Linked DNA regions of Homo sapiens: region 1 is linked to region 2. A link is a loop called in an ENCODE intact Hi-C map of the cell type or tissue named here. Cell type or tissue: K562. All regions are shown on one strand. Each heading gives the region's core, and the rest is flanking DNA. Links, peaks and the distances in the headings are about the cores only.

What was found. A loop is a pair of places that touch in the nucleus more often than their neighbours do. Peaks named below come from ENCODE experiments on the same cell type or tissue, not always from the same donor. Only the 100,000 strongest peaks of a DNase experiment are listed, where the experiment ranks them.
Region 1: a loop joins it to region 2, with 2.1 times the contacts of the local background. A loop is called at or near these places in 2 of 110 quality-filtered maps.

The regions. Positions count from the first base shown.
Region 1 is chr6:139,596,698-139,612,680 of GRCh38, forward strand. No RefSeq gene overlaps it. Among named protein-coding and RNA genes, the nearest start is that of LINC01625, 130 kb to the left of the region's middle. In K562, for the core only: no CTCF peak of the experiment used is centred there; DNase peaks (open chromatin) are centred at 4,574 and 6,014.
Region 2 is chr6:139,509,849-139,525,831 of GRCh38, forward strand. LOC105378023 (a long non-coding RNA gene) reads left to right here and starts at 14,975. Exons shown (of 3, transcript XR_943067.2): 1 at 14,975-15,908. RefSeq lists a cis regulatory region at 8,770-9,246. In K562, for the core only: no CTCF peak of the experiment used is centred there; DNase peaks (open chromatin) are centred at 6,723, 8,343, 9,063 and 10,159; H3K4me3 peaks cover 959 bases.

The DNA of each region.
Region 1 (15,983 bases), core at 2,900-10,899, 85 kb after region 2:
GTTTGCTAAGTAGCTGAACTTCTAGGTATTTCAGGGTCTGTGAGAGGAAGGGCTGGAATGAGAACATTAAGTACAGCCCAAATTCTTTTCTACCCATTATAATGGAAATTAAAAATATTTGTATGTTTTCATTATGGTACAACCTCCAATGTGTGCATCTGGTTAGTTCCAGGCATGTATATAATTTCTTGTCCATTCACAAAGCACCTCTAACCATTGTGGAAAGTAAAACTAACTAACTAACTTACATAGAGGGCCACTGCTCTCTAAATCATAAGATTAGAATGAGGCTGTCCTTTGGTTATGTAACTAGGAATAATTTACTTACTCCTTTTGGGGAATAATATTCTCTGTTTTAGAATAAAGTTCATCTAAGGTCTTGGGTTCTAGGACCCTGAAGTTAAGGATCACAGAAGGATCTTAACTTTCTTAGGGCTTACTCAAATTAAGTAGCTGGAGCTACTGGCTGGATTCATCAACTCCTTTTGAGATTCTTTTTCTTAGTGATTATAGGTCTCAGGAAAGAGGATGAAGCAATGGAAGGTGCTTGAAGGAAGAAAGAGGCCCCACAGAGCTGTGTTTTTAAGAGCTGGCTAAGAGGGCCTTTGGAAGAGGGATCTCAAAGCAAATCTGCTTGACCAGGGAGGAACAAACTCATATATGTTTTAAGTGCCAGTCATGTGAAGCAACTCTACTAGGCACTTTATATGTCATCATTTTGTTTAATTAGCAGGGAATAGGAAGAATTGAATAATGTCCTTGTTTATGTAATTTGGCTATAAAGTAAAATTCTGCCTGGTGAATTCCAATTTCCTATTGACTTTTGCGTCTCATTAGAGACTGTCCCTGTGGCTATGGCTGCTCCAGTGATCTTTCTTTCCTGGAAGTTTCAGTTTTTACAGGCTCAGTTATCATAACAAATTTGTGTCATCTCAGTTATAATTAGGCTTACTTAAAGGGATGTTTTCATCATTGGTGTTGCTCCAAATACATATTTTTCTCCTAAGTATGTTGGAATTAAAATATTGTCAATGTTCAAGGGCCAAACACATAAGGCCATGCTTGTGTTTTAAGTCTTCAGACCCTGAACTCCATACCCTGGATCCTTGCTGTTGGAGTTTCCATAGGGAATGAGGCTCCCCAAGGCCTCTGAAAGAAATGGAGCCCAGCCAGCTGAGTCAGGCTGGGTCCCACGCCTCTGTAGGGCCGAAGTCCAAAGCAACAGGCAGGCAGTTCTTGCAGGCTTTTTCTCTGCAGAGTCATTAGAATACTTTATTGTCTTTTTTTTTTTCCCCACTATTTCAGCAGCTCGCTCTATGAGGACATATTCTCCTCATCCACAGAAGCCCTTTTCAAACATTACTAAGAAGTCTGATAAGAAGAAAAAACATCCACTGATGGGTTCTCAGAAAGAAAGCATTAGATTTAACTACAGGGCAATACTGCCCTGATTACCACAGGCCCAGCTGACGGCAAGGTTGCCAGGCAGCTCTCGTCCTGCCAAGAATGGTGGTGGAATGAAGCAAGCATGTGGTTTGTATTACCATTTTTCAGCTTTTTAAGGTTTAGAAAAGAGAACGTCACCAACAATGATAATTCACTTTGGAATGAATACATTTTCAATGCAGTGTTCAGCAACTGCTGATGTGTCTTAAATCCTAGAGTTCATATGCAACATTTTACAATGTGAACAAGATAAAGCACAGGAGATGTCAAGATCCTACTATATGCAAATAACTAAGTTTCTGGCCAAATCCTTCTTTTAAAAAAAGAACGAAAAAATGAAAAACCTCTCCAGCATTTCTAAGCTGCTACTTACAGCCTTTATAAAGATAGCACAGGAAAAAGATGCTAAAGCCAAAGAGTAAGCTAAATTCTGCCTTCCATTTCCTGGCACCATCTTCTTTAAAGTTGGGGTTGATTTTCTTAAATGTTTCAAGTCATAATTTGCCACAAATGAATCAATCTGTAAGCTGAAGTTAAATCATAAAATTCAAATATTTTAATTTGTCTTTTATTATCTTTTTTTTTTTAATTTAAAAAAGGAGAGACAGATATGGGATTATTCATACTTTGCATTCTCCTGGGTGTTCTTGGAAATACTATTCTCAGAAAGTCAGAAACACTAAATTGGAACAAATGATTTGATCCTTAGACAAATTTACAAAGTCATATGGTTTGAGGATCTGCATTGAGTTTAGTGAACTACCTTATGAATTAAGCCCCTTCCTCAAAGAAGCACAACTATTTTCCTCTCAGTGAAGCACATCGATATCTCCATGACATTGCTGCCAGCCTGATCCCTTAAAGAAACAAATATTAAATTAAGAAACTCATGGCCGGGCGCGGTGGCTCACTCCTGTAATCCCAGCACTTTGGGAGGCTGAGGCGGGTGGATCACAAGGTCAGGAGATCAAGACCATCCTGGCTAACACGGTGAAACCCCGTCTCTACTGAAAATACAAAAAATTAGCCGAGTGTGGTGGCGGTTGCCTGTAGTCCCAGCTACTAGGGAGGTTGAGGCAGGAGAATGGCATGAAGCTGAGAGGCAGAGCTTGCAGTGAGCCTAGATCGCACCACTGCACTCCAGCCTGGGCGACAGAGTAAGATCCCGTCTCAAAAAAAAAAAAAAAAAAAGAAAAGAAAAGAAAAGAAACTCATATTGTTCAAAGCCATTTTCAAGGAATTCAGGTGCTCCTTAGAAATCTGTTGCCTTCTTATGACATCGAAAAGATTCTGGGAAACCCATGAAGACACTGCACCTCCTGGAAGCAGCGTTGTTCTGTTGGAGGTTACAGGGCAGCAGAAACCAGAAAGAATCCATAGCTGGTGCAGTCATACATTTTTGCAAAGACCTTCAAACAAACAAAAAGTATATAACTTGTCAGTCTTGAGGGCCTGGCCTAAATAAAATGCAGCCCTGCTTAACAAAATCCTGTCAAATGTGGTCATTTGGGCTCTAAAATTATGCTTTGCGAAACACTAAATTAGTTTTGTCAAAACATAACCTTGGTTCTCAAAACATTGTCAGAACTTCTAAAGTTCAATAACGGGGCAGCATTTGTAGTTTAGGTGACATTAATCCACTCTATTTATTCTACATAGCATCCATCGAGTTATCCGCCTGTCCCTCTGTCCATCCATTCATCTAACCATTTCATTCAGTTTCAACACGTAGTGCCACATTCTTACTATGTGCCAGGCAATGTGCTGGACCCTGAACACAAAGATAAAAAGACACAGCCATAGACTCAAGGCTGGTATCCTAATAAAGAGATAGATGTGATAAATTGTTATAATCTAGTAAAATGACCACTGCAGGGGACAGGCCATGAAAGCATGAGGGAAATGATTGCTGTGATACTGCATTAGTTCAGAATTCTCTAGGAGCTCAGCTGAAGACAGATCGCTCTTTTCAGATACTTTTTTTTTTGAGATGGAGTTTTCGCTCTTATTGCCCAGGCTGGAGTGCAATGGCACAATCTTGGCTCACTGCAACCTCTACCTCCTGGGTTCAAGCAATTCTCCTGCCTCAGCCTCCCAAGCAGCTGGGATTACAGGCATGTGCCACCACGCTCGGCTAATTTTGTATTTTTAATAGAGATGGGGTTTCACCATGTTGGTCAGGCTGATCTTGAACTCCTGACCTCAGGTGATCTGCCCACCTCGGCCTCCCAGAGTGCTGGGATTACAGGTGTGAGCCACTGCACCCGGCTCTTTTCAGATACTCTTTAAAATTCACAGAAGACTTAATGTCTGAGATCACTTTATTTTTTTTTTCTTTTGAGATGCACGTGATTGATGACACTGTCACAAGTATATATCATCATGGAAATACCCAAATAAGGTGTTTGAACACATATTTCTCAGAGGAGGAAGATTTCCTGGAGAGGCTAAAGGAAGAGAGGAAGATATTTGGCAGCTGTTGATTGGTGGGTTGCCCTCCCACTAGCTGTAATGACATACCCTTCTTCTCTTTTGAGGAAACATCTAAGGATGCAACTAAATGAGAGTGACATTGTATGGGATATACCAAATTTGACATAATTTACTTAAAAAACAGATATTTTGAAAATTTTATACTTAGTTACACCTGATAAGTGACAGATTTCATAGATATTGACGGTTGTGTTGATTCATTGCAGTTGACCATGACTTGTTGAAAAAGCTTGCAAAGGCATCCTTAAGGAGTTTACATTCTCCTAAGGTAAGACTGTTGGTGTTTTAACACATCACTTCAAAAAAAATTATAGAAAATGAATTTAATTTTATAATTTTATTCTTAGTGACTCTAGGTGTCATCAGCCACATATAGGCTGACAACTGCAACTGCCCTCCTAGTTTTCCAACATTAAGAATGAGAAAGTGTGGTTGCACTCAACACTTATTTATGGCTGGGGAAGTACCCTCTCTGTCACACAGCAGTTCAATAGAGCCCCAGAGGGGAATTTAGAAGGCAAGCCTGATGGTCTTATAGCAGTTCTTTAGAAGGCCCCTGAGTTCCAACAGAACATGTCCAGAGGATGTAGCTGAGTAATTAGGCCAGAGGTGGTGGTGGTAGGGGTGGAGTATGGCTTATTCTAGAATCTGTAGGCCTGGGTGATAAGATTAGAGGATGTGCTAGACTAGGCAATATTCCCTTTACTCTGTAGGTTGAAAGGACTATGTCTGGTCACACCACAGGATACGCTGTTATAAAACCAACTACTAATTCAGAGTTTTTCATTTTTATCTTTGCACAGTCCAATCAACAACAATCGGTTGAGGGCACAGTTTGTTGATCTTTTTCAGTCACTAAGACTGGAAGCTAAAAACCCTAAGATTGGAAGATCCATTTGGTCCACTTCTTTTAGTCATTGAGATGCCACTGTTATTTCTGCTAAACAAATAAAGTATACTAAAGCCATTGAGAAGCTTTATAGCTTAGTAAATAAAAGGCAGGGAATGAATTCACTGTGCATATCTCAAAAATTTGATTCTTTGAATATACTTGCCATCTGTCTTAAACTTTGCACTGAATATTGTTTGATGTTGGCCCTCGTTAGCTGGCTCAGGTTGGGAAGAAGTGCTCAGTGACTTGGTGCAGAACCACACTTGGAGCTGCTGAAGAAAGGGAGCTACTTCCCTAGGAGTGTCAGCAAGTGTTTATGAACTCACGTGTGTTTCTAATGCATGCTGCAATGCTCTTCTTGGCTACTTTGTTCAGAAGTCCATAATCAGTATTTATTAATTTAACTTAAATATATTTTTCAAGTGAAAAAACAACCAATAAACTGAAGTTTCTGGCCAGGCGCGGTGGCTCATGCCTGTAATCCCAGCACTTTGGGAGGTTGAGCGGGCAGATCACCTGAGTTTGGGAGTTCTAGACCAGCCTGACCAACATGGTGAAACCCCATCTCTACTAAAAATACAAAAATTAACCGGGTGCAGTGGCAGGCGCCTGTAATCCCAGCTACTCAGGAGACTGAAGCAGAGAATCACTTGAACCAAGGAGGCGGAGATTGCAGTGAGCTGAGATCGCACCATTGCACTCCAGCCTGGGCGACAGAGTGAGACTCCGTCTCAAACAAAACAAAACAAAACAAAACAGAAGTTTCTTAGTCATTTACCTGTATATACCTCTGAGCCAGTCCCATGCCTCAGCCCGCTAACTGATGGTAAATACTTGATCATCTATAGCTATCCCAGTGGAACCATAGTAAGGACATCTGGACAAGACCCCCAGAGCTTCCCCTGGCCATGCAGTGCTGAGAACAGCCTTCCATGCTCGTAGAGGGGGAGGAGGCCCATGGAGATGGTGAATCTACAGATTATTGAGCCCTAGATAAAAGGGCCCCTCTTCCTTCATCTAGAGTTTCTCTGTTTCCTCTAATTTTCTGGCATCCAGAGGTGTGCCTAGTCTCCACTAAAACTTACTATTTGGAGGCCTTTTATCCTGCCCTGTTCCTGCAGGCTTCTTTTTTTCAATGCCAGACCCTGCCTCCTATTCCTTATCTCAGTCACCTCAGACAGGCATTCTCACAGTCTAGCTTTGCAACAGACACTCCGGATTGCACCCTATGGCTTGGAAGCTGTGTCTGTTTCTTGTTTCCTTGGATTAGGAGAGTTGCTGGGCGGGGGTCTGAACTAGCCCCACTGCCCTCTCCCTTATCCTTTACCTCCCACCCCCTCATTTCCATTTGACTCCAGCCTAGTCCACTCTCACCCTGGCCTCTCTTCTGTCCTGGGTTTTTGTCCCACTTAACCAGCTCATTTCCTCTACCTCTATTTCCCTCCAGGGCTTCCCTGCACAGTTGGACTTTCTGCCGACAATAAGCACCTCAATGTGAATGACTTTATTTGACCCTTTGTTGCCAGTGAATACTGACAAGCAAGGAAAATGGAGATAAGGGATTTGGAAACTTTTAAGGGGAAGCAGGGAGAAAGAGGAAGGCTGCTTTTGAAGGGGAGGTGAAAGGACAGAGGCAACAGGAATTGTGGACATAAATGGTAAACTAGACAATCTGTCTTGATACCTATTTGTACGGCCTTCCAGCTCTGCTCACTCCAAACATGGCAAGTTTTGCCTTATATGATTGTGGTTCCTGTGTACCTCTCACGTTCCTTCATTTCGTTCATCCGTTCGACAAATTTTTGTTGGCTGCCAACTCCAAGCCAGTCGTTATTACAGGTACTAGGGATTCAATGGTGGGCAAAGTGAACTCTCAGGAAGTCTACAGAGGAAGAAATGGAAATCAAATTATCACATGATTAATGTAAATGGAGTGGGGGAGTTACATGATGCAGAGAAAGGTTATGATATATGAGTTTAACCAGTTCACTAATATCTGGAAAAATATCTCAGGAAAAGTAAGAAGGTTGCGAAGATTTAGTGGCAATATAGGGTATAATGTGGTGAAGATAGAAAGAAATACCTTTATTGCAAAATCAGAAGATAATGAGCAAAAGCTCTGTGGGAGAAAGGAACATCGTGTGTCCAAAGGACGGAAGGAAGATCTGCATGTCTGGGAGGCAGAGAGTGGGTGGGAAAGGTTATGGGATGTGTCTGGAGAAGGGGGTTAAGCATTTTGCTCTTTCTCCTAAGAGGAATGGGAAGTTATCCACTATTGCATAACAATTTATCCTCAAACTTAGTGGCTTAAAACAATTATAAACATTTAGTATCTCAGTTTCTGTGGGTCAGGAATCCAGGAGCAGCTTAGCCAGGCAGCTCTAGCTTTAGGTCTCTCAGAAAGTTGCTGACAAGATATCTTACAGGGCTGAAGTCATCTGAAGTCTTGACTAGGGCGACGGATCTGCTTATAAGGTGGCTCACGTCGTTGGAAAATTAGTTTTGACTGTTGGTGAGAAGCTTGAGCTACTTCTCCATAAGGCTGCTTGAATTTCCATGCCATGGTAGCTGTCTTCTCCGAGAGTAAGTAATGAGAGAGAGAGAAAGAGAGAAACAGAGAAAGAGAGAGAGAGACAGAGACAGAGAGAGGGAGAAAGAGAGAGAGAGAGAGGCAAAGGTATATTTTTAAAAGCTTAGCCTCAGAAGTCACATTGCACTTCCATCACATCTATTTGTTAAAAATAAGTAACTAGGGCCGGGCGTGGTGGCTCACACCTGTAATCTCAGCACTTTGGGAGGCTGAGATGGGCAGATAGCCTGAGGTCAGGAGTTTGAGACCAGCCTGGCCAACATGGTGGAAACCCCATCTCTACTAAAAATACGAAAATTAGCCAGGCGTGGTGGCGCATGCCTGTAATCCCAGCTACTTGGGAGGCTAAGGCAGGAGAATCACTTGAACCTGGGAGGTGGAGGTTGCAGCGAGCCAAGATCATGCCATTGCACTCCAGCCTGGGCAACAAGAGCGAGACTTCATCTCAAAAAAAAAAAAAAGTAGCTAATTCCGTTCCACATTTTATTAAGGAGAGGAGAACTAGGCTTCACTTTTAAAAGAAGTAACATCAAATAATTTGGGGCATATTTAAAAACCACCAAACCGTTAAAGAGAGTTAAGCAGGAATGGTCACATGATTAGATTTGCCTTTCAAAAAAATGATACTCTAAATGGAAAACCAATTAAATAGGACCAGTATGAAAGTGGGTACACTGGTTAATAGATATTAAGTGATATCAGGTGTGAGATGTTGGTAGGGTAGAGTAGGATGCTGATAAAGATGAAGAGAAAAGATGAAGGTAAAATAGGTCTTGGCAATCAATTGGATTTGAAGGTTGAAGGAGAGGGAATAGTATAGATTCTTAGATTTCTGGTTTGAATAGATAATGTGGTACTCACTGACATGGAGAATACCAGGAGAATACCACTTTGGTCTATGATAGATGGTGGGGGTTAGCATGATTTTTATTTAAGACATATTAACTTTGGAGTATCTTTGAGATATCCCAGTACAATTATCAAGTAGTTTCTTGGTTTTAAAACTTGGTTTAGAACTGAGAAGAGAGTTCTCAGCTGGAGATATAAATTAGCGAATTATCTATACATAGATAGGAAGGAAATCTCTGGATTTGATGAGATCTCTTAGAGAAAGAATGATATGAAAAGAGAAGAGGATTTTGGGGAGATTGGATTTTGTCCAGCAAGTATTCACTCTCTTCTGTCTTTATTATGGCTATTATTTCCTATGGAGTATACTTCCCCGTCCCATTGGTGCTGGCCTTGGCCATGTGATTTGTTTTGGCCAGTGAGATGTCAGCAGAGGTGACAGGAGCAGATGTTTGAATTGTGCAGTGGAACTTTCCCTTTTGTGCTCTTTCCTTTTGCTTCATAAAGAACATGCCTTGGATAGCCACTGGTTTATAGAGGAATTAGCACGTTTGGACCCAATTCAAAGTTTGGAGCCAAGTCCAGCTGACTCAAGCCTACGTAAGCTGAACCCTATCCACAGATATTGAGCAAGAGATAAATGCTTACTTTTGCAAACCACTAAAATGTCAAGGTTTTGTTGTTGTTATGCAGCATTGTGCTAACAGCCGACTGATGCAAAGGCCTAGGATCTAGTGGCAAGAAACACTATTCTGGTTTTTTTTGTTTATTGTTTTTTTTTTGAGACAGAGTCTCGCTCTGTCGTTCAGGCTGGAGTAGAGTGGTGTGATCTTGGCTCACTGCAACATCCACCTCCCAAGTTCAAGCGATTCTCCTGCCCCAGCCTCCCAGGTAGCTGGGACAACAGGCGCCCGCCACAACGCCCAGCTAATTTTTGAATTTTTAGTAGAGGCGGGGTTTCACCATGTTGGCCAGGCTGGTCTCGAACTCCTGACCTCAAATGATCCACCCATCTTGGCCTCCCAAAGTGCTGGGATTACAGGCATGAACCACCGCGCCTAGCCAAGAAACACTATTCTTTAAAGTTCTTATTAGATTGCGTGCAAATTAAGAGTAGTATTTATGTTTGATACATGGTTGTATTAGCAAAACAGCATAAAGTCTTGGTCAAATACTTGGTGAATGTATGAAAGCATGGACGGACACAGTCTAATTTAGGCATGGCTATTTATCATAGATGTCTATAAGTCACATACACATATTCTTTTTTTTTTTTTTTTTTTTTTTTGAGATGGAGTCTCACTCTGTCACCAGGCTAGAGTATAGTGGCACGATCTTGGCTCACTGCAACCTCCACCTCCCAGGATCAAGCAATTCTCCTGCCTCAGCCTCTGCAGTATCTGGGACTACAGGCACGCACCACCATGCCCAGGTAATTTTTGTATTTTTAGTACAGATGGGGTTTCATCATGTTGGCCAGGATGGTCTCAATCTCTTCACCTAGTGACCCGCCTGCCTCAGCTGCCCAAAGTGCTGGGATTACAGGCGTGAGCCACTGCGCCCGGTGCATACATTCTTATAATAGCTCTTCCAAGCAGTGCGTCCTCAAAGAAGAAGATGCTCGAAGAAAGCTTGATGCTGCCGTCTTCAAGATCAAGAACTGCATCCCTTTCCCTGAGTACATTTTCCTTACATGTTGTAAAGAAATGCCCTAGAAAATTGATGTTCTATCTAAATACTATGTGAATATTTTAGAATATATTTTATTGTTGTTTTTAAAGCAGATTTCAAGTGAAGAAATTTTAAAATTAAAAAAGAAAGTTATTAGTGGCAATAAACACGCCTGTAAATAGTGTGTCAATGGAATGAAGGCAATCAAAGTGGCTCTTTTGGCTACTAACGTTTTCATAAAAGCTTTGATTAGTTATGAGGTAATTGTGAGAGATGATGAGTTGGAATCCAAGAAAGAAAAAATAGTTTCTCTAGTTTAACAGCTGTGGAATCTTTTGGTAATTGCTGGAATATTCCTTTTCAGTAAACTTAAAGTTTGCTTTTCTTTACATTACAGTTGAATGCTTGATGTGAAATATAAATTTTAACTTTGTCTTATTTACAACTTTCTTCTTCAGTGTGATTCTAAATTATAGTTGAGAAGGAGAGAAAGACAGCACTTGGGTTTATATGTTATCTCCATTAAATAGAAAAACTGTAGGAAAAGCAAAAAAAAAAATAGGTGGCATTTAAAATATTTGCCTTTTCACATTCTGGTTGTTAATTAAAATGTGATTTTTTTCCCCCACAAATGTCTATATAAAAATTGTGTGCCTGTGTGCATACAGGCAAGTGCAGTTGTCCAGTGTTTATAGGGGACATGTTAAATTATACCTTGCCTAGTTTGACCACAGTGTGAAATTTTAAAGTACAAACACGATCAAAAAGAAGAGTGGTTTCAAAAATGAAGGAACAACAACATTCCATTCTCCCAGAACCTTTTCAGTCTCTCAAACAGCTACCCCCTACTCTCTTCTCCCAGCAGTCACCAGAAACAACATCCCATTCCCCACACCACCCCCCACCCAAGAGTAAAGAGTACCATCAACTCTGAGAAAGAAACTGCAGAAATAACAAAATTTATTGGAGTGGATAATTCCTCACAGAAACTGCCAATCAGCTATAGACGCAAATCTGCCTTCCTTATCCTTCACCCCACCCCTTAGTTGGGCAAACAACCTAAACCCTCAGGAGAAACTTCGCCTTTCAGCCAAAGAATAATACAGATGACACTGCCAACCTGGAATATTTTGCTTGTACTTCCCTTCTACCTTCTTTATTACAACAGCTGACTGTGTAGCTGTGAGTCTTTTTGCCTTTTCATTTTGTTCAGGGTTCAAAAAAGTTATTATTTTACCCCAAAAGAATCACATAAACATGGTTAAAAAAGCAAACAGTGCAGAAAGTAAATGTCTCCCTCCCCTCACCACTCCTTCCTCCTTTTCCCAATTCTCTTAGACTTCCCAACAGCAGAAGTGTTGTGATGGGAGGAGGGAGTGTGTGTGTGTGTGTGTGTGTGTGTGTGTGTGTGCGCGCGCGCATGAGAGAGACAGAGAAAATTGGAGAGAAATTCTTGATGCCATCTTATTTTTGATTTAAGAAGAAAATATGTATCACACACAGAGATCCCTTCATCTCCCCACCCTACTCTCCCCACCAAAAAAACCTCTGCTGTTTAGAACTCTAAGAGAATTACTGGTCAAAAATCTTTCAGATTAAGCTCATTCCAAAGACATTTCCAGTATAACCAAACACTGAGAAACACTGGTATCCAGCCAGGCGCAGCCCCTGCCATCTCTGATTTAGTGCAATTTGATGATGATTAACTCAAAGACAGGATGGAGATGGATTCATGTAATAGGAAACAAAAAATCCTTCATTTATTTATATTTAAAATATCCTCTTTCTTGATTATTTTAGAGAATAAATTTATATACATTTAGGATGACTTTGCTGATAAGGAAAAGTCTCTTGGGCCTTGCATTTCCTTCTTAATTATAAAGGTTTGTGGAATGTTTTTCTGAGAACAGAAACCCTTCCTGAAGGAGTTATTCTTCCTAGAATGTTAGGAGGGTCTCCACTAGGTAAACAATGATGTCAGTGCAAATGTTTGAGTACTCTTCTCTCCCATCCAACTTGGCTTGGGGTTTTTTAGTTCTATTACTTGACTGTTTTTGAAACAGATTGAAAAATTTGCTCACCAAGAGAACAATGATTAACAAAATCTGTAAATTGCATTTCACTTGCTAATCAATAGCTCAAAAGAAAATCTAAATCCATGACTAATGGCCCAGGAGTAAACTACTTGCTTAGAAAAGCCTCTTTCGGTCAAAATGTTCTTTTAGAAATCTTTAGGGTATTTTTCTTTTCTTCTGTTCCCTATGTTATTATTCTACATTTTTAAAAACTTACACACTCTATAAATAATAAGGAAATATATTCCCAGGCCTCATTCTCTTTTTAAATACACATGAGTATCTATCATCAGTTTTTCCTCTGAATATCTATTCTCGGATTTTCCATGAGACATTGTAGAGTATTGGTTAAGAGTGTCTGCTTTGGAAACAGCTGTTCTGACTCAAGACCTTACCAGCTATGTGGTTTAGATTAACTTTCTTAATTTCCTTATACCTCAGTTTTCTCAATTGTAAAATGGGGATGAAATTTATAATCGTAGTGTGAACTTGATAGGATTGTGGTAAAGTCTGAATGAGAAAATGTAAGCCAAGCTCATGTTCTAGTTCTATCCCACAATAAGTCTCAATGAAGGGTGGCTTAAAAAAATAAGATATACAGGCCGGGCACAGTGGCTTACGCCTGTACTCCCAGCACTTTGGGAGGCCAAGGCAGGTGGATAACGAGGTCAGGAGATCAAAACCATCCTGGCCAATATAGTGAAACCCCGTCTCTACTAAAATAAAAAAAAATTAGCTGGGCATGGTGGTGTGCACCAGCTACTCAAGAGGCTAAGGCAGGGGAATTGCTTGAACTCAGGAGGCAGAGGTTGCAGTGAGCTGAGATGGCGCCACTGCACTCCAAATAAATAAACAAATAAATAAATAAGATATACAAAATAAAAAATTTTAAACTTTCAAAAAATCCCCAACTAAAAAAAAAATCAACAAAATATGTGATCTTGGATAAACAGAGCTTACCTCTCCAGACTGTTCTGTGTCTGAAGTTTTGTGACAGTGGGTAAAACAGTACGCATAGATAGAAAGACTAAGTGACAGTCCAGGGATGCCCATGGCAGTGTGCTGGTCTGTGTATGGAATATCTAGAGTATAGACTCTAGAATGAAAAAGTCAAGAGAAGTTATGTAGATCATAGAAAGATTAGACCAAATGGCCCAGGGAAAAATATGTGTTATCAATTGTATTACTGATTGGAGGGCACCGAGACTATGGCTAGTATTTCCATGTGGGAGTTTACACATTTTTGCCTACACAGAATTCAGGGCCAAAGAGATTACTGACTTGGCCTTATTCATCTGAAAAATTTTAAGTTTCAACAACAAAATGTACCTATCAAGGTTATAACACATAATCATATTAGTTCTTTTTCATATGTGTTTGTCTAGAACTGGTGCATTCATTTATTCCCTAAGGAATCAATGTATATCTCTTTCTTTGTCGGCCAAGCCTCCTAGGTCTACTTTCAAGGCTGTTGAGGTAAACTGATAACACCAATAGGGTATTTGGGGTAATTCTGTGAGGCAATGAGGGATGTTTACTACTCTTATTGGGGGGTGGGAGATGGATGGTGTTACAACTATGGAATGATTCTAAAAGGAGGAGTAAATGTCTGCAGAGTGAGAGGGAAGAGGAGAGAGATATTCTGTATGAATAGAGATGCAGAAGTGATAGACTGGTTGGTAGCAGGAGGTGGATCCAAGGTCAAAGGAGGGTTTGTAGTGAATGTGAAGCATGTGGGAATATTTGCAGGTTGAAGTGGGAAAGTCAGAAAGGAGAGGAAGGTTAAAGGTATAGGAAGAGGGGGGCAAGTTCTCAAAGAAGGTGGTGGTGGCCTTTAACTGAAAGAATACCCCACCATTTGGGGACGTAGAGTAAAGGAGATAAGGTTAGATGTGGGAAAAAACTCTGATAATTGTCATTGATTTTCCTTTGATTAGAAAATACATTTTCCTTTGACCACCAGGATAAAAAGCTGAACTGTTTATTAGAATTTCCCTGAATGCAAAAGAAGTAGAAAAAGAAGAAAACAGAGAAACATATTTTATAGTGGAATACCTGTAAATTCTCTACTTAGAAAATATTAACTTCGAATTCGTTTTTCTGTTTTATCCATCTTGCAGAAAGACTTGTTTTGTGTGGGTGTCAGTTGGCTAAAAACATTATATATTTTTTTACAAAATTCTCAGTGCTTACAATCTTGTGTGTACACAAGGCAGGGACATTCTTTGTATTATCAAATATTTGATTTCCTGTGAGGTTAACATATTTTTATTTCCCTATTTTGTGAATTGTCAGTTTTGTTATCTGAAAGAAAGCTTTTTTTTACAAAACACCTTCAAGCGAAAGAAAAAAAAAATGCCTAGGATTAAGAGAATTCAAATTCTCTGATCTGGGGTGGATGAATGGTGGAAACAGGAAGAAAATAACCAAGGCAGAAAAGATGCACAGAAATATAGACCCTTATATATGAAAGGGACTCTATGCAGTCCTGGTCCAATCAGTATCAAATTAATGAATGTGATGTGTACTTTCTTGATGGAGCATTCCTCTAATATCAGTTTGGTCACTTCTAGAAATAGGGAGATCACTATCTCTTGAGACTGCCCATTCCATTTTGGGTCTCAAAAAGTACCTATGTTTGAAAGTGCCGAAGTTATTACTATACATATGAATAGCAATTAAGTACTAGCTTAGAGAGCCTCATATGTGCCACGTGTAATTCTAAGTACCTCACATGTATTAAATCGTTTAATGCTCAAAGAGTCATCTTAGGAAGTTATGATTATTATCTCCATTTTACAGATAAGACAAATGAAGCTCGGAAAGGTTAGATAAACTTATCAATGTCGCCCAGCTGGTAAATAACGGAGCCTGACACAGGATCCTAGAATTCTAGCTCTAGAGCCTGTGCTTTTAAGCACATCAGTGTTCTTCCTTTCAATGCATGAATGTTCCCAGGTTTTCCTCATCCTTGAATTGGTCAAAGAATTCTACTGTTGCCCACTCAGACTTACCCCTTTCTTTGACTCCCATGGACAGATCTGCTGTTGCCAGACTATTTGCTTAGCCTTTTGTGATGCAGAATCAGGAATGACAAGAAAAAGGATAACAAGCAGATGGGCCAGGGGAAGACATTTCCGTAAAATGTGGCCCAAAACCAACATAGTATGACAAAAGTGTTGGAAGGAAAATGGAAATTTTGAGAAGCCTCGCTGGAGACTATACAATTCATGGCATTCAGAAAACTCAAGGGAGGAAATTGAACTATTCTTATGTTACTTTTTGTTAGCTAGACTGTACCCTGATTACTGCACCAATCTCACACTGGACAACAGAGATCATGGATTTAGCTTGGTTACATATATTTCTGTAAGAATCTGTTGGTTCCTTGATCTTGGACTTCCCAACATCCAGATCTGTGAGAAATAAATTTCTATTGTTTATAAGCTACCTAGTTTATGGTATTTTGTTACAGCATGCTGAACAAACTAAAGATACTTGAGAAATTCACTATTAGGTCTAGCAGGGTTTTTTGTAGGTTTCCTGGGTTATTTTTGCACAATGTTGTTTCACAATAGAGTTTTACTTCTTCTATTCAAATCTGGATACCTTTTATTCCTTTTTCTCTCCCTATTTCACTAGCTGGAACCTTCACTACAATGTTAACTAGATATAAGTTCAGATATCTTTGCATTTTTTCTGGTCTTAAGGGGAAAATAACCAATCTTTCATTATTAAGTACCATGTTAGCTGTAGTTTTTCATCATGTCTTTTATGAAGTTGATAAAGTTTTCTTATATTCCTATTTTGCTGAGAGTTTTTATCAGAAATTTATGTTGGATTTTGTCAAATGCTTTTTATGCTTCTACTGTGATAATCACATGGATTTTATTTTTTAGTGTATTAATAAGATAAATTAAGTTGATTGATTTTCAAATGCTAAGCCAAAATTGTTTACCAACACTGT
Region 2 (15,983 bases), core at 5,137-13,136:
TTGGAGTATGTTCTCTCTCTTACACAGCTCTGAGATGAGAAATAAAATGGCAGTGATAAATAAGCAAGGTTAGTCTGATGTGCTGATCATTCTTAGATTCAATTAAAGTTATATTCTGTGTATAAGATATTTGTAACTGTATTTTAAAGACGAATATCACAAATAGTTAAAAAAAGAAGTCCTTGAAGTAATATGTATCAGGAAAAGAAGAGCTCATCGTCTCCTCTAAAAGGGAATTAATTATCTTTTATCCAGTATACGTATGGAGCCAATCAGTGAGTGAGATATATACAGGCCCTCTGACAATTGTCAGAAGGTCTTGACATAGCTGCTAATGATCTGTTGACAGGAACAGCTGGTGATAGGAACAGAGGTGAGTGTTACTAGAGAAGAAGGCATGAAGATCTCACTGCAATGGTGCAGTGAGAGAACAGTAGACACGGTGCCAGCCAGAGCCCCATTAACTGGCCCTTAGTAAATTCCAGGATCCAAACTTTATGGTCTCTACTTGGCATGGAATAAAGATAAAAAAGGATTCTGTTTGATCATCTCCTTAATATCCATATACGAACATATTCCAAGGAGAAAACTGTGCCCTTTCTGCAATCCTGTACCTGAGTCTTTTAAAGAAAGCACAGAATATTTTGGACCTGATGTTCATTGGATCATTTGTCAACATGCCAAATAAACTTTAGCTCTCAGAGCACTTGGAAAACATGTTTTGGAGAGTCTGTGTAACATTCTGGGTGGGGCAGTTTCTAAAAGGCTCAATCTTAAACACAAAACAGAGCAGTAAGACCAGTGATTAGTATCGATGCAACAATTTTACAGCTATGCTGAATGTGCGCTGTGTTAGGAATGCTCTAAACCCATGCCGGGTCAACACGTCTTTCACCTTATGTTGCCCGAAGAGTGCTAAATAGTGTGTGTTACACATTTTTAATCTTTATCCAAATAAACTTAGTTTCTGCAAAAGTTATTCGATAATAAGAATTTATATATATTTCTCTTTTGGCTTCTAAAAATTATGAAATATTTCATACATATAAAATAATAAATATGAAGTAAGTATAAATGATAACAGTAAAATTTATATCCCTGTTTTTATCACCTAGTATAAGAAAGAAAACTTTTCTAATGCCTTTGGCACTCATATGAGTTATTTCTCACACTCCTTCACTTCAGAGATAACAACTGTCCAGACTTTTTGTGTTTATTATTCTCATCCTTTTCAATAAGTTTTACTACATATAGATATAGGTAGACAGAGATACACACACACATACACATATATACTCCTTATATATATGAATCCCTAACAAAATAGTATTAGTTTTACAAGTATTTGAACTTTATATGAAAGGTATACTATTTTATGCCTTCTGTGATTGGCCTTGTTTGTTCAGAATTTTATTTGTGAGATTCATTCATATGCATGTAGTTGATTCTCTGATGCAGAGTATTCAATTGTATAAATAGACCACAAGTTATCTATTTACTCCCCTTACCACTGACAGCCAGGTTGTTTCCAAACTATCAGGAACATTCTTGTGGATGTCTCCCGCTGTTCACAAGCAAGGCTTTCTAGAGGATATAGAAAGTGGAATTGCTGGATAGTGCGATATATGCATCTGTAACTTTACTACATAATGCTAAATCGTTTTCCAAAATCAATGAGCCAGTTCCCACTCTCACCAACAGTGGATCATAGTTTTCATTGCTCCACATTCTCTCCAACATCTGAGATAGTCAGACTTTTAAATTCTTGCCAATTCAGTGGACATGAAATGGTAATTTGTTTATTTAGTATTATTTTCCTGGTTACTAAAAAGGTCTAGCTGCTGGGCGTGGAGGCTCATGCCTGTAATCCCAGCACTTTGGGAGGCCGAGGAGGGCTGATCACGAGGTCATGAGATCGAGACCATCCTGGCTAACACAGTGAAACCCTGTCTCTACTGAAAAATACAAAAAAGTAGCTGGGCGTGATGGCGGGCACCGGTAGTCCCAGCTACTAGGGAGGCTGAGGCAGGAGAATGGCGTGAACCTGGGAGGCAGAGCTTGAAGTGAGCCAAGATCGCGCCCCTGCACTCTCAGCCTGGGTGACAGAGTAAGACTCCGTCTCAAAAAATAAAAATAAATAAATAAATAAATAAATAAATAAATAAATAAATAAAAAGCTCTAGCTTTGGATTATATGTTTTCCAGTCATTCATGTTTCTGCTTTGGTTAAATGTCTGTTTGCTTTGTATGGCCATTTTGTTACTGAGTTGTTGACTTTTTCTATCTGTTTTCAGGAGTTCTTTGTATATATTATCAGGGTGCAAATGCTTTTTTGGTTATATATATTCCAAACATCTGCTCCCAAATGATCTTTTCAATTTCTTTTAACATAGTCTGTTATTTCTTCAAAATTTTTACCAAGGTAAACAAATATTCTCTGCTCACTGTTTAAAGAGAGGTAAAACTAGATTAATTAAACTACTCAGAATTTTAATTCAAACATAAGAATCAGAAATGGTACAATACATTTGTGTTAATTATTTTAAAAGGCAAAATGGCAAAGATATGTTTCCTGACAGACTCTCCTGGGAAATCTATTGAAAGGATTATATCTAGTCTTAACCAAATGGATTCCTTTATTTATTTAACTGAATCCTGCCATCATTACAGGCATATCCAAAAAGTCTGTAAAAAATCAAATAGCAACACATCTCTCTCTTTCCTTCCAGCATCCAATTTCTGGAAAAAGTAGTCTACACTTGTCGCCACTTCCTTGGAATCACTTACTTCTTATCCTCGGGTGATCTGGCTTTCCCCAGCACTCATTTGAAAACTGATCTTTCAAAGGTTGCAATGACCTTGCAATTTCCAAATTGAATGGCTTCTTAATTAGAGTTGCCAGATTTAGCTTTAAAAAATACAGAATTTGCAGTTACATTCGAATTTTAGATAAGCAAAGAATAACATTTGAGTATAACTATGTCCCAAATATCCCAATTTATGTTCCAAATATTTGCCCTACGTCCTCTCTCCAAATACAATCAAGCACAAAGTGCCATCAATGCCCCAAGTATTTATATTAATAATTCCTTCATAATGATTATGATGTTGGAATGAAACAAAGATAGGGAAAGTTTGCTATTTAGTTTGCGTGATACATTTATGGAACAGGGGTCTGTGATTATATTTCCTTCTAACCAAATGTTTTTCCACCAGTCTCCAGGCCTGAGACTTTACCTGCTTCTGCTAGATTCTCCCTAGGCAGTATGATTAAGAGAGAAGATGCTTACCGACATAAATGATCCTGGTAGGGAGAAAGAGTCTCAAAGAATGGCTCTGCCCAGGAGAATCCAACTCTGAGAGAAAAGAGAAGGTCAGGCTTGGCAAAGCAGGGGGTGGGGGCGAGCTTGGAATTGGGGTTTAGGGTTCTTCTTCTTTATCTTATAATCTCACTTTTTTTCCCTCTCCTCTCCTAATCTCCTATAATACACTCCTACCTTTCCCAAACTTCTGTCTTCTGGAAGGAAATGCAAAACACTAATAAACATAAATCCCAACAGTGGAAATTAAAGCAATAATAAAATGTCCTGGAAGAATTTCAAACAGGTGAGGGATGTGATCAAAGATCTTTCTAAATAAATGTACTTTTGTTTGCTTTGAATTTTTAGTTGCAGCAATAATTTTAAGATGCAAATGATTTGAATTTAGAGACTTTCAATAACTTGGGAATAAGAGTAGTATACCACAATATTTAGCATTTAAAAATAGCATAGCACAACAAAGAACAGATTTCCTAAAACCAGAAGTCACTACTTCCTTCAAGAGTCTAAGACTTGGCTGGGCATGGTGGCTCACGCCTATAATCCTAGCACTTTGGAAGGCCGAGGTGGGCAGATTGCCTGAGGTCAGGAGTTCGAGAACAGCCTGGCCAACATGGCAAAACCCCGTCTCTACTAAAAATATAAAAATTAGCTGGGTGTGGTGAAGGGCACCTGTAATCCCAGCTACTTGGGAGGCTGAGGCAGGAGAATCACTTGAACCCGGGAGGTGGATGTTGCAGTGAGCTGAGATTGTGCCACTGCACTCCGGACTGGGCGACAAGGGCGGAACTCCGTCTCAAAAAAAAAAAAAAAAAAAAAGTCTGGTTGCGCGCGGTGGCTCACGCCTGTAATCCCAGCACTTTGGGAGGCCGAGCGGGGCGGATCATGAAGAAAGGAGATCGAGACCATCCTGGCTAACACGGTAAAACCCCATCTCTACTAAAAATACAAAAAAATTAGCCAGGCATGGTGGCGGGCGCTTGTAGTCCCAGCTACTCGGGAGGCCGAGGCAGGAGAATGGCGAGAACTCGGGAGGCGGAGCTTGCAGTGAGCCGAGATCACGCCACTGTACTGCAGACTGGGCGACAAGAGCCAAACTCTGTTTTTTTTTTGTTTTGTTTTTTTTAAAGAGTCTAAGCCTTTGGTCATTGCTTTCGGTATTAAAATGCAGTTCTTCACCCAAGATCCACCTTAAAAGTTATTGTCTTCTTGAAGCCTTCCCAGTCTCAATAATCTCAATCCCTGGCTCAGAGTAAGTTTGTATTTCAATTTAGTCTTTACTTATGGGGCTGTAGTCTTTTAGAAGTCCCTGTCTCTCCTGGATCATCACCTCCTTAAGGGAAGAGACAAGGCCTTGTTTGTATTTATAGTTCCACTATCGTTCGCAGTGGGTTGTGCTTAAAAACTGTTGACTTGAACCTCAGCCTTAAAGCAAAGAATAAACATTCATTTTGCTCGTGTAGAACAACAGATTGTACATGCATTAGTAAAATAAATTGGTAATATATTCTACCTCCAAAATTACACCTTGATAGGATGTTTTTGAGTAAACACACATTCAAGTTTTGGAAAATATTTACAAGTTTCAGGAGACAGTTGTGTATTTGAGAGATAAAGAAGTATTTAAAAAGTAAGGATCTGATAATGCTTGGCCCACCAGGCAAAAGAAGGCCATTTAAAAATGATGGGTCTTTCTTTTGTCTGCAAAGTCAGAAGACTGGTCCCCTGCAAGGAGAGAGTTTGAGAAACAAGGAATGTGGCCTTTCCTCCAAAGACCTCAGATAGATCATAGCGTGGATCCCAGTTGATACATGTGGAAACTGACGTTAAGCAACTTGCCTAAAGGGAGTCATTTGACTAGAGCTGGGAACAATCTCCAGCTTGTGCTGTAACACAGACTGTGTGGACAGAAGTCAGGCTCCACAGACTGTTTTGTGAGTGTAATGTTAGCATGATATTAGCAAACAATAAAGCAACATATGCTACAGACATGGCCAGAGAAATCAGTTTTGATAAAAGCACAAAATGACCTGGGAGAGAAGAGGTAACGCTCAGAAAGACGAGCCCTGTGGTTGCTAACATTTTTATTAGAGACTTTACAGAAATGAATGTTCAACGTCTAAGTGTTACTCAGGGAACATCCGAGCTACCACAATTATTCCTGCACAAACCTGCTGTATTCCTTGACTCTCAATACCTTTTTTCTTGTATCTGACATGAACATAGCTCTACGGAAATGATGGGGGGAAAGTGAAGGAGCTGAGCTTCATACGTGGGAAAAATGTGTTGAAATAGACTGTGAAATTAAAAAATAAGCATGGCACCAAGAGAGTGGTTTGAAGAGTGTTCCCCACAATGTTTCTATGAAAACGTAAGCATGTCGTTTAGATCATTGCTAGAATTCTGAATTGCTACCATCAGCTTTTCACAGTTTGGATAAAACATGTAACCAAATCCTAACACTCATTATGAAAACACATATGGAAAATCCCTTTTCATTCAGAGCAGACGACCTACAAGCACTGTTTTAGCCACAAGAATGTGTCCCTGTGAACATGACACCAGAGTCCCAGAATGTGGGGCTCTTTAATGTGCCACACAAGAGCTGGGATTTTTATTCTGCTTCACATTCCTCACAAGGCTCTGTTTTGAAGCTCTTAGGCAAGAGGTAATGTGGGAACAGCATTGTATTCATAAAGATTTCAAAGATGTGGAGGTTCCCACCATTTGACCTATTTTGCCACTGATGCATTATTCTGCTGCAGAAAGTCTCATGTGTACAGCAAACTCATTAAGGCTTAGTATGTTCTTACCTGTGTGCATTTCTGTGTGTCTGTATAAATATATATGTTTTTCGTATAAAGGCATACTTTTTCTAGACAACAAGATGAATACATTGAATCTCAATTTTTTTTTTTTTTTTTTTTTTTTTTTTTTTTTTTTTTGAGACGGAGTCTCGCTCTGTCGCCCAGGCTGGAGTGGCGCAATCTCGGCTCACTGCAAGCTCCGCCTCCCGGGTTCACGCCATTCTCCTGCCTCAGCCTCCCAAGTAGCTGGGACTACAGGCGCCCGCCACTACGCCCGGCTAATTTTTTGTATTTTTAGTAGAGACGGGGTTTCACCGTTTTAGCCGGGATGGTCTCGATCTCCTGACCTCGTGATCCGCCCGCCTCGGCCTCCCAAAGTGCTGGGATTACAGGCGTGAGCCACCGCGCCCGGCCGGGAGCAGGTTGTTCTTGTATTGCTCATTCCACTCATCCTTCCAGGAGAACAGGCTACATGTTTATAACAAACTAGAGAGCTCTGGGTGGAAGATTTTTTTTTTTTTTTTTTTTTTTTTTTTTCCTTGTTATCAGAATGTAGCCAGGCTTAAAGAAGACTGGTTATCTATTAGTCATTTGGTATTCTAAACACGTGGGTGTGGACTCCCAACCTGCCTGCGGCTTGCCTGAATTGTAACCAAGTTTGTCCAAAACTGGTTACCTAAATGCCAGAGAGACTGTGCTTTTTGTCACTTTAACCAAAATCCCAGTGCGTGGGCCAGAATATTCATAATATTGTAGATTCATAAAGGACAGAACTGACATCTTCAAAGAATGTAACAATGAAGTAAAATGAGTGCTTTAGGAAGAAATATAACAAAACACAAACTCAGAAACGAGCTTGATTCCTGGAAGAGTCACCTAGGGAAACAATGCAAATCCAAAGCATTTTTTAACTCCTTTAAAAACAGCCTTTCATGAATAGTTTTGGTTGCACGTGTGAAAATTCTTTATTTTATTGATATTTCTCATTTTCCATCAAAATTAATTTATCATATTGGGGGAAAAAAAAAACCCCACAGGCTTTAGAGAGTCAAAGACCTGCATCAAATCTAACTTCCGCTAGATTGTACTTTTATGATCTTGGAAAGTGCTTAATGAGTTTTGATTTACTCATCCAAGAAATGGGAAACTTTTAACAAAAAGATTCATGTCCTGGATCTAGTGGTTCTACTTCTAGGAAATTATCTGATGGGAACGATCATAAAAATCCACAAAGTTTTATCTATGAAGAATGTTCCTTTGCAGCATTGAAATATTGGAATTGTGTGAGTAGACTATGATATATCCACAAACAGGAATACCAAATAGGGAGTAAAGATTTTTGTGGAAGAAATTTAGTGACATGAAAAATTGTTCACAATATAATAGTAAGTGAAAAATTATAAGGTTATACACATTGTTATTAATTTTTGGGGAAAATGTATTCTTATGCTTACCCATAGAAGAAACACTAGGTAGATAAGCGCAGTAATATCAGTAGTGATTCGATGTGGGTAAGTGGGACACTGAAGCAGCTTTGGTCTCTACTCTTCAAGATTTTTCAACCTTCCTTCAATAACATGTGCTAATTTTATAATTATTAAATATATATCAAATAGGGACATTAATATTCACCTTATAGATTTGTGTTAAGAATTAAATTAGGTGAGATGATTCATGAAAAACAGTTTAGTGCCTAGCATTTAATTGGTGTTTTTGATTATTTTTATCCAGTTTAATCAGTCATCATGGACTTAGCTCAAAATGATTTTTTTGACTTGAAACAAAACCAAAAATACTACCCTTTAACTGGTGAAAATTTATCACCGTTAAGGATATTCAAAAAAAAAATGCACCGTAAGCTATGAAGGCAATTTCAAAAGAGATGTTTCTGAAATGCCTTGAGCAATGAGAGAGACAATGAAATAAGCAATTAAACTTAAGGTGACTACTTTGCAGCATTTATTTGGACCTAGAAGCTTTGGTTTGTTTGTTTAAAAAACCTGTCATTACTATAGCCACATTGGGTACACGGATAGACGGAACAATATCTAACTCAAAGCGGGTAATTAGTCTGTCAAGATAAATGCCCCCTCTTCTTCAAGCTGATAAAAAGTATCTTGTCAGGGCCTCTTGTGTCATCCCCCAAACACTGTGCGTAAGCCCTGCTGTTTTCTCTTGCAACACGCTTCATCCTGCAGAAATGCAGAGGGAAGCTTTTTGTGGGTATGGTTGGTTGAAAGACAGTTCATATTACCCCTATCTCCTTTCCTGGACTGTATATCTCTGGGGTGCTATGACCTTCTCCCCCCCCCAGGGCACATGTGCACTTGCGCGCAGGCACACACACACACACACACACACACACAAATATGTATACCCAGGGCCGGGCGTGGTGGCTCACGCCTGTAATCCCAGCACTCTGGGAGGTCAAGGCGGGCAGATCACCTGAGGTCAGGAGTTCAAGACCAGCTTGGCCAACATGGTGAAACCCCGTCTCTACAAAAATTAGCCAGGTGTGGTGGTGGGCGCCTGTAATCCCAGCTACCTGGGAGGCTGTGGCAGAAGAATCGTTTGAACCCAGGAGGCAGAGGTTGCAGTGAGCCGAGATCGTGCCATTGCACTCCAGCCTGGGCGACAGAGCGAGAGTCTGTCTCAAAAACAAACAAACAAACAAACAAAAAAACAAAAAACAAACAGAAAGAAACATGTATACCCACGCACACACAGACATACACACACGGACACACATTCTCCCCCGCCCCCACACACACACCCTCAGAGAGATACCTTATCTCTCTGGCTCTCATACACACTCCTACTTTCCCCTCTCCTCGCCTATCGATCTCCTCTCCCCTGTGCTGAGTTAGAAGCTCCTCCTATTATTTTTGTAATCTCTGTTTTAGCATTTCCCATAGAATATTGCAAACATGGAGTGCTTATCTCGCTCTCACACTGGAGTTCCTTGAGCCATCTGCCACTTTTATTAGCCTCTCAGAACGCTCATTTCTTCATCTTAGTGTTCCATTGACAAATGGGAACATAATGCCTCATTTAGAAGTTAGTTGTGGGCATTCCATTGCATAACGGAGGTAGAATTCCTGGCACATGCTAGCCACCCAATAATGGAAGCTATTATTATGATTAATTATATTATTTATTCACTTTTATATCCTGAGGGCCTGGCATAGTGTCTGATGTGTGATGAGTGTAAAATAAATTTCTGGTGAATTAATGAATTAACTCACAAGCTTACAGAATGTGGCTTCAAAATAAAAGAAGAATGTTGTTTTGTAGCGTTTATAGTAGGTGTGAGCGGCAAATCCACGTGCTTCCCCTTCTTACCCCTTTCCCCAAACAACCTATCTGGTGCCAATCCTTGGGAAAAGAAACCGTTACCATCTAGATATAGAAAGCCTATTGACTATTATTTCCATGTAGATATGGCTTAGCAAGGATAAGAGGAATTTTCTCCCTTGATTATCATCTCCTTAGGCTATGTAGTTTATTTCCCAGAGACCGGTCTTCCTTAGCCTTGTTAACCTTTATATGCTTTCTAACTCCAACAAACAATTATTGGCTGAAATAACCTGATCGAGACACAATCAGCTTCACGGCTGCCTCCAGACTCTACCCGATCTGTTAGCGCTAATCTATTCACCTCTCAGTGTTCACAAAACCTGTTAGCTGATTTGCATTCCACCTCCTATCTTTTCCCTACTTCCTTTGAGGAAGATGTTTGTGAATTATTTTAAGCCAGTTGAATCACTCTGGGAGTTAAGTGCTATTTTAAGCTTTTGAGGAACAGTTGAGAAGGAATGACTTAGGGATGTGAAGCATTTCCCAATAATATCCCACAGAAACTTCAACTTACCAAGTTTGTGGTAAATTTCAGGATATTAAGACACCCTGAAATGGGTCACTGTTCTTGGATACCAGATTCTAAGCTACCCATTGCAAAATGTCTTGTTAAAGCCATGGTGTACGGTGCAAGTGAGATCCACGAGAGGCCATCTGCTGCTTGAGAGAATGTCTTCCTTTCCAGCATCTGAATGCACTGCTTTCCTTGCTGTCTGCCTAGTTGCAGAACTTTGTCTTCTTTTATCAGGACCACTGTCTCTGTGTCCTTGTCAAACTTTTTGTCCCCTAACGGCATCCTCTCCTTCAAATATTGTGCAGCAGATCTAGGGTCCCAGGTGAGTGGACCTCCGTAAGCAGATCACAAGGTGAGCACCCTCTTGAATAATTATTCCACTTGCTTTTATGAACCTTTCCTGAGCCCCCAGCCCACCAGCCAATGTATATTTCCCTACCAAAAAACGCTACCAGTTCCAGGAAGTCTTCCCAGAGTGATAAGAACACATGCTTTATCTTATCTCAACTTTTCTAGACCTCTATGTTGATTGCCGTCATCGCATGTTGACCCTGCTGGCTCCTTATTGGTCACCCTTATATAGAAATCTATGCCTTTGTGATCAACTGTGATGTTGCATTTTGCCATCTGTATGTCCTTATCATGCTGGTTCAAAACATTCTTTTTAGTTGTAGAATGTACCCAGTTAGAATGGAAGGACCGTATTTCTTTTCTTTCTTTTTCTTTTTTTTTTTTTAAGGTGACTAATGAAACACCAAGTCATATAATTATGACTTAATGGATACTTTCTGTTGTTGCTGATGATGAAATGTCCTTTCATATTCAGACTGTATCTTCCTGTAAATCAGGTACAGTGAGTCATGGGGGAACAATGGTGGGATGTTACAGTGATGAAATCTGGAGTCAAATCTTTGTCATTAACGAACTGAAAACTTGGATAGAGTTTTATACAATTTCTTTATATACATGGAGCCAGCTGTCTTTCATTGGTTAGGGGTGAAAATAGGTCCACAGTTTATGGATTATGGAGTTTGGATAAAGATAAGTGATGTTCTGAATCGCCAAGTCTACTCCAAACTTCAGGGAAATCACCACTCCATGCATGAGGAGTGATCTCTTTTGCACTCATTTTTGCACACTGATATTTTTTTTTGCAGTGAAGGTACCAAATTTATACATTCATATGTATATATATTTAAACTGTTTTTCCTTTGATGTGGAATGCTGAGAAAATCTAACACTAAATTTTGGAGATGTTGCTGTAATCTGTAGTTTTTTGGAGGAAGAAAGATGATTGCAGTAATATTTTTGTCACTTCATTACTGTCGTTCCTGTAGTAATTGTCAATGTAGGGGTTTATATTTTATTCAGATTTATCAGTAGGAATATGGGAATAGAGATTTTAAAATTAAGAGCGAGGAGAAACCCAAGAGTGCCTTCGTATTCTAAGTAAGGAAACAGACCCTTTGAAAGGTGACGTGTTTAAGATTAGATGGCTAACGTTGTGCCAACCCAGGCCACCTGCTTCCAGGCCCTGCCGCCCCCATGAGCTCTTGCCACTGAGAATAACATAAGGCAGGGAGATGTTGAGAAGCTCTTGAGTTTTGCCTATTTAGGTAGAAGTCTTCTTGGTGGCTTGCTTGATGCTTTCACATTTACAGAGTGTTCTTGTGGGCATAACCAACACGTGCTTGTATATATGGCACACATGTACTGGCATGTAAAGTAATAAGACACTGTAATGAAAGCTCTTCTTCCAAGTAGTGCCAAACCATCACTAACCTGGCCCATAGGCTTCAGTGAGTAAAGAAAATCAAATGTGGTATCAGCAAATATTTAATGTGGGAAGAAGGCCCTAAGATTGGAAAAGGTGGAGGAAGGACAGATCTTCAGCTTTCTGTGCCTTCCTTTGGCCATGGGATTCCAACAGCTGTGCTCCTGGCTTATTTACAGTGAGAGGTTGTCTTGCTCTTCCTTTCATCCTCTTATTCCCATCCTCCAACTCCTCAAGAGAGTTCCAGAAGTTCCTGTCTGTAGTCTAGGGAAGAGGTAAAACACCTCTCTTCAAATTTGAAGGAAAAAAAAACTTGGAAATAATCTTTAGTTGATCATATATCTTATTTCCTATTTTTTTATGGGGATTAGGCTATGGAGATGGTTAACTGGTCTACAAATGAAAAACAACAAGAACAACAACAGAAACAAAAACAAAACCCCTAAATCTTTTTTTTTTTTTTTTTTTTTTTAGATGGAGTCTCTTTCTGTCTCCCAGGGTGGAGTGCAGTGGCGCCATCTCGGCTCATGGCAAGCTCCACCTCCCGGGTTTGCGCCATTCTCCTGCCTCAGCCTCCCGAGTAGCTGGGACTACAGGCGCCCACCACCACACCCGGCTAATTTTTTGTATTTTTAGTAGAGGTGGGGTTTCACCGTGTTAGCCAGGATGGTCTCGATCTCCTAACCTCGTGATCCACCTGCCTTGGCCTCCCAAAGTGCTGGGATTACAGGCGTGAGCCACTGCGCCCAAACTAAAACCCCTAAATCTTTTGTAACCCCTCTCTCCTGTGTACATTCCTTGGAACAAATCCCACTGGGTCTTGGCTGTGTTCCTCAGGCACATCGTAGTGTGTGACATTCCTCTTTTAAACCATCACAGAACTACTGAATTGAGGGTGACCCCTGGTCCCCTGGCCACCGGCATTATGGCAGTTCCTCTTCTTTTGTTCCACTTTTCAGGAAAATTCATTGCCTTCAGGCACAGGTCTTCCTTCCCAAAATAGTTCAAAGTGTACATCTCTTTTCCAAAATTATGTAAATCTTAATTTGTAATAAAATCACATGAATGAGTTGTGGTAAGTTTTTGGCAGGGTTTAGAAAATAATGGTTTCATTTAAACATGAATCACTAAAACACTACTTCCTTAACACAATTAACTCAAAGCAGCCCTTATTGCTAGAATTAAGAGATTTCCTTCACAAAGCTCCCTGCCTTATACCGACTTCCAGTATAGAGACCTAGGCACCATAAGTACAGAAATTTGCCTTAACAAATCATCTTCATTTCCCTAAAACATAGGAATGTTTTCCTAAAAATCTGTTCCTTCTCATTATCTTCCTGAAGAGGTCTTCTCAAGTTTCCAGAGTATTCATAGACTGACTAAGACATGGGTAAGTAAATATACCAAAGGTGAAAAAAAGGAAAAGTTGAGGAATGTCATTTCCCCTGAAGGAGATTTTTCAATAAGCAGGTGAGAGGTATGGGAATGTGTTTAGAATGTGTTCTAAGAACGTTTTGTTCTAAACAGGACTGGAGTAGGGTGTCTGTAGTGATGGTGAGACCAGTGACCCCTTGGCAGTGTGAAAGTTGAATGAAATATCAGTGAGAGTTTTGCTTGGCCATGGAATCGTTGTTACATAATGTTGCTCCTCAGTGACAGAAAGGAAAAATGGCATTATTGTCAAACAATATTTGTTTTTAAACCTAGGTAGACTTGACAATGTTTAAGATGCTAAAGAAAATTAAAACTCTTTCCCTTTAGGGAAATTAAAGTTTGAAAGACAACATGATTGGCAACCTGTATAGTAATTTTTATTTCTGTTTTCCAAATAAAAGAAATTAGAAGACTGTACCTTTTTATTCTCTGCCCTCTGACACTGATCTTTTCTTTCTTCTGTTGCAAGTAAGTGTTTGGTGGTGAGGAAAGGTGAGGAGGTGTATGGGCGTGAGGAAAGGTGAGGAGGTGTATGGGCGTGCTTTCATTGTAGAAGAGACAAGGCAGCTGATTAGAGAAAACAAAGCTGGTTGGAGAAGAGGGGTGGGAAAGTTCATTCATTACATTTTTAAAAATTAGGATATAATGGACTAATTATAAAATGTCAAGATTTCACTAACACATTCCATGTTTCTTTTCTATTAAGAGAAATTGTAATAATTGTTGAGCTTGCTTCCTTCTTTTAAGTAGGAACCTATGATCTTCTAATCTTCATATGGGATGCCTTTTATGTTGAATAATGTCTAAGGAGCAGAGCAAAGCTCTAAGTCACTATTAACCCTATAATAAAGCAGAACACACAAAATGATGGATTTTGAAGGCTACGTTAGAAAATTACATTTTATTTATTTAATGTTTGACTAGGTTGAAAGACACATGATACCCAATATTAAAACATACACAGTGAGTCCATTTCCCTTCAGTCTGCTGCCCACAACCACCGAGCTTTTCTCCTCAAAGACAATCATCCTTATCATTTTATTTTATTTTTTCCAGAGATAGTTTATTAGAAGATTCTTTTAAAAATATTATTTGAATGCTTCTGATGACATCAGGTTATGAGGCTTAACCTTTCCCCACCGGGGAAAATTTCTTGGCTCCTTTTGGGCAAAAGGGAAGAAGATAAGCTCAGATTTCCTTTTTCCTTCCTTCCTTCCTTCCTTCCTTCCTTCCTTCCTTCCTTCCTTCCTTCCTTCCTTCCTTCTTTCCTTCTTTCCCTCCCTCCCTCCCTCCCTCCCTCCTTCCTTCCTCTCTCTCTCTCTCTCTCTCTCTTTCTTTCTTCAGGGTCTCACTGTCACCCAGGTTTGAGTGGCACTATCTTGGCCCCCCACAACCTCTACCTCTCGGGCTCAAGTGATTCTCCTGCCTCAGCCTCCAAAGCAGCTGGTACCACAGGTGTGCACCACCATGCCTCTCTAATTTTTTGTATTTTTGGTAGAGATGGGTTTTCACCATGTTGCCCAGGCTAGTCTTAAACTCTGAGCTCAGGCCATCCACCTGCCTCGGCATCCCAAAGTGCTGCGATTACAGGTGAGAGCCGCTGCGCCTGGCCTCGGATTTTCTTTAGAGAGTGACTGCCTCATGACAACCCTGAAAGGTAGCTAGAGCCAACTCTACTTTCTATATAAGGAAAATTGTGATTCCTGGGTTTAGAGCCCCTTCCTCATTTTCCTTGTGTTGCAGTGGTGCTCGGCCAACCCACAGGGCTTCTCTGGCACCAGCTCAATGGCTCTAGTGTAGGTGCAAATTGGTTTTCCTGTTTTGAAACCATGTTCCAAAATAGCTTGTAAGGGGCCAGAAAACTTCAAATGTATACTAGCAATGCCCAGAGTTCTAACAGAATTCTGAGTGCACGAATACAAATAAGCACACGACCTCCTCAGGTCTCACTGCCCAACTCTGATGGCAGCTTGAATGGGCTCCACAATTCGTAAAAACTCTCAGGAGGAGAGGTTGGGCTCATTTCTTCTATTTAGCCACAATAAAACACATTAAGAATGGTGGTGATTTAAGACAGATTTGCTGGGAGTGTCTGGCAATTGTTCATCATCGTTGATGCTTTTTATCTGCAAAGTTTTTGTCATCCTTGCCCCATCTCCCAGTGCACCCCATTTCGTTCTTGAGGGGGCACTTCTGGCAACAACAACGATGAGGCATCTGAGATTGTCAGCTGCTCTCTCAGTTATCGGTGGAATTTCACTTGTTTGAGTTTTCTTATTTGTGCACATCTTGATTTGGTTATACATGCCCCAATTTCTTTCAGGCCTTTGCAGATTTGGCCATGATGGACTTATAGCATTTATTTTAGAATTGCTTTTAAAATACGGATCATAAATAGTTTCTGAAGCATTCAACAGAAGGACATGTTGTTCCCTGTTTGTATCACGATGTCATGTTGGATTGTCATTAATAATTGGTTTGCATCATCCATGTGCTACTACCCCCACTTTCCAAGGGTAATAATTTTGACATTATTTTTAGTCCATCTACATAGTTCTGAAAACAACCAAGAAGAGGAGGAGTATTCTTTTAAATGACATTCTTTCTGAGCAGGGGCTTATCATCCATCTGTGTTCACAAAGAATGAAGTGTTCTGTTGTTTATCCCTGATGCTGCAACACTGGAACATTCTTCATAGCTCTGTAAGCACCTAAGAATCAAAGCCCATAAATATAAATGTATGTAGGATGTACTTTTTTTCCCTTGTTATATTAAAA